2 separate regions of the Homo sapiens genome follow, and region 1 is linked to region 2. Evidence: chromatin contacts called from ENCODE Hi-C or POLR2A ChIA-PET data. All regions are on one chromosome and are shown on one strand. The core of a region is the stretch at or near the end of the contact, and the rest is flanking DNA. Distances in the headings are between cores, read along the strand shown. Region 1 holds the start of SIX6 (SIX homeobox 6). Region 2 has its middle 39 kb from the start of DHRS7.

The links. Hi-C counts contacts between places; a loop is a spot of excess contacts on that map. ChIA-PET counts read pairs that join two places held with the same protein, here RNA polymerase II (POLR2A). Pooled maps may share reads with other maps.
Region 1: a map of breast epithelium shows a loop between it and region 2 (11-fold over the local background). The contact joins the promoter of SIX6 here to the enhancer-like site in region 2. A Hi-C loop is called at or near these places in 1 of 168 maps with a recorded cell type or tissue (breast epithelium) and 8 of 50 pooled maps. POLR2A ChIA-PET finds 5 or more read pairs at or near these places in 1 of 52 experiments (WTC11).

Annotation. Positions count from the first base shown.
Region 1 is chr14:60,507,336-60,510,457 of GRCh38, reverse strand. SIX6 (SIX homeobox 6) reads right to left here and starts at 1,312. Exons shown (of 2, transcript NM_007374.3): 1 at 488-1,312. The coding sequence starts at 1,059. It also overlaps a transcript of C14orf39 not described here.
Region 2 is chr14:60,202,805-60,206,368 of GRCh38, reverse strand. No RefSeq gene overlaps it. Among named protein-coding and RNA genes, the nearest start is that of DHRS7, 39 kb to the right of the region's middle. Within about 2 kb of position 1,404, at least 2 of the 41 ENCODE cell types and tissues checked have a DNase peak (open chromatin) inside an H3K27ac peak, as active enhancers do.

The DNA of each region.
Region 1 (3,122 bases), core at 63-2,562, 300 kb before region 2:
CGACTTCCCATTTCTCAAAAGTCCATTGAAAACTGTTTTCAAAGCATTAGGGAGGGATATACCTGGGCTTTGAAAATGATAATTAACATGAAACCGACACATTGCTAATAAGCCAGGCTTCGATTAATAGTAGGAGCCTGTGCCCAGGCTGACAAGAATTAGCTTTGGGTCTTGGGGTCCCTAACTGTTTGTAGGATTTTAATTTTTTATTTCTCTTCCCCTCTCCGTCCCAGTGAAGCCTTGGTTTGGTGACCGGGACCAGCTGCTGCAGCTGCCCGCAGGCGTGGGGAGCCAGCGGGTGGGGAAGCAGAGCCGGCAAGGGAACTCCCGGCCAGGAGCCCAGAACGCAGGGCTCTTAACCCAAGACAGACCGCGCTCCCAACTCCTGCTGAATTGGAGTCGCCAGGGACTGGGTAAGGGCGCCAGAGGTGCCTCCACCCGCCTCCTCCCCGGTGCGCTCAAAGCGCGGAGGCCTCTAGGTACCGACCTGTTCTTGGCTGCAGCCGCTCGGTCCCTTTGTCGGCGGTTTTTGAACCAGTTGCCCACCTGCGTAGGGGTCAGTCCGGTTGCCTGGGCGAGCTCACGTTTTTTGCTGGGGTTAGGGTATGGATCCTGCAGGTACCACTCGCGTAGCAGGTGCCGCGTGCGCTCCTTGAAGCAGTGTGTCTTCTGTTCGCCGTCCCAAATGGTGCGCGGCAGCGGGAACTTCTTCCTTACTCGGTACTTGTCCACAGGTCCCAGGGGTCTTCCACGCAGCTTCTCAGCCTCCTGGTAGTGTGCTTCAAGCCACAGCGCCTGCAGCTTGGCGTGCGACTCCTTGGTGAACTTGTGGTTTTCCAGGATATGATAGAGCTCGCGGTAGTTGCCACCGTGAAAGGCCACGATGGCTCGTGCGCGTAGCACCGACTCATTCTTGTTGAGGGCCTCGCAGGCCGCAGGGGCCACGGGCAGCGACCAGAGGAAGCGACCCAGGCGCTCCACATCGCCGCTCTCTTCCAGGGTCTCACATACCCCGGCCACTTGCTGGGGGCTGAAATTCAAGATGGGCAGCTGGAACATCGAGGCAGTGCCGGCGGCGGCGAGGGCACTGAGCCCGGAGCGGGACACGCAGCAGATGCCCGCGGGCCTGGCTGAGTGTGCCAGGCGCTTGTTGATGAGGCGGATTGGGGCAGCGGGACACACTACCGGGTGGCGGCGGTGGCTCAACGGCCGGGAGCGGACGACCCCGACTGGAGGAGGTGCTGGCTCCGCGGCTTGGGGTTCGGGCTCGGCTCGGCTCAGGCACGCCGGCAGGCGAGCTGGCTCCGCTATTGGGGTGGGCGGATTGGCGGCGCGGGCGCCATGGAGACCCCCTGTCAGTCACCGGGTGGCTCTGCCAATCAAAGCTTGAATCAGCACGCCAGGACTATTTCAGCACCTCCCCGTGCTCGACAGCGCCCGCCGTTAGCTCCTGGACTTTTCTTCAGTATTTTGCAGAACCTGGAGGTTGAAAAGACATGCGAGTGTCTGGGAGAAAAAGAGAGGCGAGTGCGGCAGCGTTCACTACTCCTCCCTCCCCCACCCCGCTCTACCCCTCCCTCCCTTTTTCCCACCAAATAGGCAGTGATGCCACAGGAATTCAGGAATTCACTTTGGGGCGATGCGTTGTCTCGGTCGAGAGGTCTCCAGAGGACAAAGAGGACTGGGCCAAACTGAAATGCTCCGAGAATTCGCAAGTTTAGTTGTAACGAAACAGCAAACCTTGCGGTGGGAGCAGGAAGCCGGTGGGGGGAAGCGATCTTCTCATTTTTCCCAAGTACCCATCTCTGCATGCCTCCCTCTTCCCCTTTCCAGTTGCCAAAGCAGCTGAGTGGGAAGCAAATCTGGAGCAGCAGGAACAGGACCAGGGATCTGTAGAAGAGGTCAGTTTGAACTCTAGCCTTACTCCCTTCAAAGCCCACTAAAATAATTTTAAATGCCAACAAGGACATGTTCACGTCTGATAACGCAGATGCAGACCACGAAGTCAGACACTTTAAGAAAAGAAGGGTGGGCTGTAGGGACCTCCAAATAAAGGGGGAGAAATATACTTTCTCCCCCTCCCCCAGTTTAATGGACTTGAACAAAGTGCAGCATAGCCACATCTAGAGCCGAGAAGTCATTGGTAGGTCAGGACAGCAACTTAAAAGCTTATTTCCTAGATCTTTTTTAAAATATCGACTTAACTCCTTTCCTTGTAGGCTTATTTTGCCCCTACCTTGTGTTAGAACTTATACCTCTTGAGCTGGGGATAACAACTCTAACCTTGGCATTTTAGCTCAAAAACAATTCAGTAAAAATACAATACAGAAGGGCATCCACGACAATGCGGGGGCCCAGAAAGCACTTCCTAAGCCGCTGATTATTGACCCCTCCTGTAGTGAGGAAGGAGTGGCTTGGTGGCTCTGACTTTGGGCTAGTGGAGTGAATTGGCAACTTTTATTGATTCCCAATTGGCAGTCCACATCATACCATTTTCTGAGGCCTGGGTCAAAGAAACCATGATCTCATCTGGGCCTGTGGTAGGGGTTTGTTTAGTTTGAAGAAAATAACTGGTAGGGGGCTGTATAACAAAAACGCCAGGAAAACCGTTTTGGGGAGGTCCATCCCTAGACAGAAATCAGGTGAGAACGTTCACAGCCGAACTGGACTGGACCCGACTGTCTTTTCTTTAGTATCAAGTACAATTTGTATGCGGCTTGTACAGATCTGGTAAATCAGAAGGCAGATAGATAGCACAGATGGTTGGAGGTGTCGGGTCAGATCACGCCACGCCTGAGTGCAGGGCAAAGCTCGTTCTGACGGAAAACCCTGATATTATTTTCACAGATCTTCACAGTTCACTCGAAAAAAATAGCAGAGGGGAAGAAAAAAGCCCTGAAACCATTTACATCATTTCTGTGAGATTGCCAACCGCCTCAACGGAGAGGCTTTCTTTTCTAAGAGTTCATTTTCTTGAAATACGACAAGGCAGGGGCAAAATAAAGAGGGCGATGAAGATAATGACAAAGCATAAACCTTCTTTCCCTTGGAGCGACTTCCGAATCAGCCGGAAGGACAACTTTTAGAAAGAAACATCGGATACAAGGGCCCCGAACACGCAG
Region 2 (3,564 bases), core at 155-2,654:
TCCTAGGTAATCAAGCCTAAAACGGTACACTTTTCTCCCTGACTCATTTTTACCAGAACAATCATAATGAAAATGTAATTATATGACAGAACACCGAGGACATAGAACTTCACTCCTTTGTTGAGGTAGTCTTTTCACATAGAATTTTCATTTGCCAGTAGCTTGATGTCTGCTACTCCTAGAAAGATTTCTTTAAGATCTAAAGATTACACGATGCCCCAAATTTGAGAACCTTTGAGCTCCCTATTGACCCGTGTTCTACCAATTGTGAAGTGGAACAAAGAACAAAGGACAAATTTAAGAGGTTTCTACAAAAGAGCTGGATACCAGCAAAAGACATGAAAAAAGATATAAACAAACTGTAGAAATAGGAAAATGTATAGTAAAATTTTATACATGTGTCATTTAGTTCCTCTTCCCTTAGGAAATTATGATACATTGGGAACAATTAATACAAGGATGATATATAATAAAAAATTATCATGACCTAAATGTTTATCAGCTTGGTTTGTTGAATAAATTATGGTACATACATATAATGGAATACTATGGACAGTAATAGATGAGATGGAATGCTACAGTTATTGTATATGTTAAGTTAAAATGCCAATTGCAGAACAGTGTGATCCAATTTGAAAAAAAATCTGGAAGAGACACACTACAATGTGGTAGGGTGACAGAATTTCTCTTCTTTGTGTCATTGATTTTTTTTTTTAGAGTAAGCATTCACTGCTTCTATAATCAGCAAAAACACTGAAACTTTTCCACCCACACCCCCATAAAACAAAAAAAAAGAAAGTATTTGTATGAGCAAGTAAGAATTTACATAAAAGGTGATACTATTTCCCTCCTCCCCCCACCACACACACATCTTTTTCCCCTGGTACTGGAATTCAAAAGTCAGTATCACTGTGGCAATGACGAATAGGCAAAGGTTTGGTAGAGCCATGATGTTCCGAGATTTTTATTAAAGAAATTCACAAGCCTGATGAGTTGAAGAAAGCCTAAAAAGCTTTCTCCTTTTATGGTGTTGTGTGTATATGTTTGCATGCCCTTAGATGCAGCTTCTCATGCATCTTTTCCAATGACTCGTGGAGACTCTGGGTCAATGTCAAGAGGGCAGACTCTTTTCATATTCCCTCTCCCTTCCTGATCCCCAGAGGAAGGCCTTCTTTTAGAATCCTTGGCTGCGCCCAGCACCAGCGCTGGGAAAACTTCAAGTAGAGGAGGCTCTACCCACATTCCCTCCACAGGACCATCTTCCTCCTCTCAGCTTCCCCTCTCACCACTCTCTGTCACCTGAGATACCCAAGCTACTCCCCATAGCCTGTTTCTGTCAGCTGTGGTCCCTCACCACACATACCTCTCACAGCCTTTCAGCCTCCAGAATAACATTGCTTTCTATTCCTGGCTCCCTGTTGAACCATGACAACTCCTATCTTGTCAGGGCAATGTTCCTGATTAAGAGGAATTAAAATCTCAAAACAGGGCAAATAATCAATACTCTGACAAGTAGTACGTCACCAGGGCTAGTCACATCTCAGAAAGAGAGTTAACCTGAAGGAATGAATCTGTAATATTGTAATTTAGCCAGGGTTACAGACTAATAAGGACAATATTTTGGGTGGGTGTATGTGTCCGTGTGGGGGTGGAGGCAGGAAGCTAATTAGCAACACAACAAGGACTAGAACTTTTGTTTCCCTGTTGCTCAATCCAGGGCTCTTCTGGCAATAGTTTGCTGCCTTTTTTTTCTCCTTTATTGGAATTTAACACTTTAAGTAGTATTGTATAATTTGAAGAAAATTTCATCCTTCAATACTTTAAAGAGGAAAAGTATTACATTGCTATAGAATGTGTGTAAAACGCTGATTTGAACAGTGTTTGTAGTCATTTTGGCATATCAAACGATTATTAAATTACAGTATCTCCAGTTTAAAGCAAAGAATCAAGATAGTATTAACCCCTGCCATACTGTTTGAGAGGCAGTGAGCTCTGAAATCAGATTGCCTGGGTTGAGTGGGCAGGCAGTCTTATTTACATGCAACGGCTAGTTTAGCCACACGCCAGCTGTGTGACCTTGGGCAAATTAACCTTGCCTCTCCATGCTTGCGTTTCCTCTTTCATAAAACATGAGCAATAAAGGTATCGATCTTACAGGGTTGCTGCTAGCATTGAATGAGTTGATGCATATAAAACATTTAGAACAGAGCCTGGCACAAAGTAAACACCCGATAGATGTCCCTTGTGCAATTAGCAGTTGATGAAATGAAAGTATAGGTCACAGCTACATATATATTTTGTTGGATGCTCAAGTCAGCAAAAAATATGTTAAACATACCAGTGAGAATAGTCAGGAAAACTTAAAAAGAACAATGATAAAATGAAGACTTGCATTTCCAGGCATTACTATCTTTTATACCACCTATCAGTACAATCAGTGAAATAAAATGAGACTGTAGTAACAGTAAACAGAACAATGGAACAGAATAGAAACCTCTAAAAGCAACCCCAAACACACACATGAATTTAGTACTAGCAAGATTGACATTTGAAATTTGGGAAGAAAAATTGAGCCACCCAATAAATAGTAGTAAGACAAATGGTGAGACATTTGGAAAAGTCATCAAATCTGTTTTTTATAATTTATACCAAACTAAGTTACAGGCGGATAAAGGTTAAATGTAAAAACAAAATAAAAATATGAAAGGATGAAAAGTAAGGATAGAGTATAAAGATAACTATAATCAGCTATCAAGGAAAGGAAAGACTTCACTTAAAAATAAAGGAGAAGCCATAAAGAAACAGCTAAATAGACTTTAATATGTACAATTATTAAAATTCTGTATATTAAAAAATTAAAGAACGGGGGAAAAGTTGAATATGGGGTCAAGAGCATTACTTGATAAAGCTCATTTATAAATCAGTTAGAAAATATGATGCCCACTGAAACAGAGAAATGGGTAAAGGACATGAAAGGTAAATTCCCAAAAGATACTAAATGACCAAAATAAAATAAGAAATTTCAGTTAGATTAATATTTGAAGGAATGCAGTTCCCTTAAAATGAGATACTATATCTCTTTTAATGAATTTACAACTTTTAGTAAATTATAATCCCCAGTATTTGTGAGAGTTTGGGGAATGGATATTTTCAAGTACTGTTAATAGGAGTGTATTTTGCTACAACATTTCTTCAGAGTATTTTAGTGGTGTGTCAAAAGTCTTAAAAATGCTTATAGCCTTTGACTAGTAATTCCACTTCTTAAAATTTGTCAGAGGGAAATAATTGGGAATGTAGCCAAAGGCTTATCTTTAAAGATACTGAACATTTCTCATAGTAGGAAAAAACAGAACAAAACAAAGGATTGGATAAATAGATTGGATTTTCCATATGAAGGAATAATATACAGTCACTAAAAACAATGTGTTTGGCAGGGAGTGGTGGCTCATGCCTGTAATCCCTGCACTTTGGACTTTGGGGAGGCCAAAGCAGGAGGAGAGCTTTAGGCCAGGAGTTCAAGACCAACCTAGGCAACACAGTGAGACCCCCATCTCTACCAAAAAA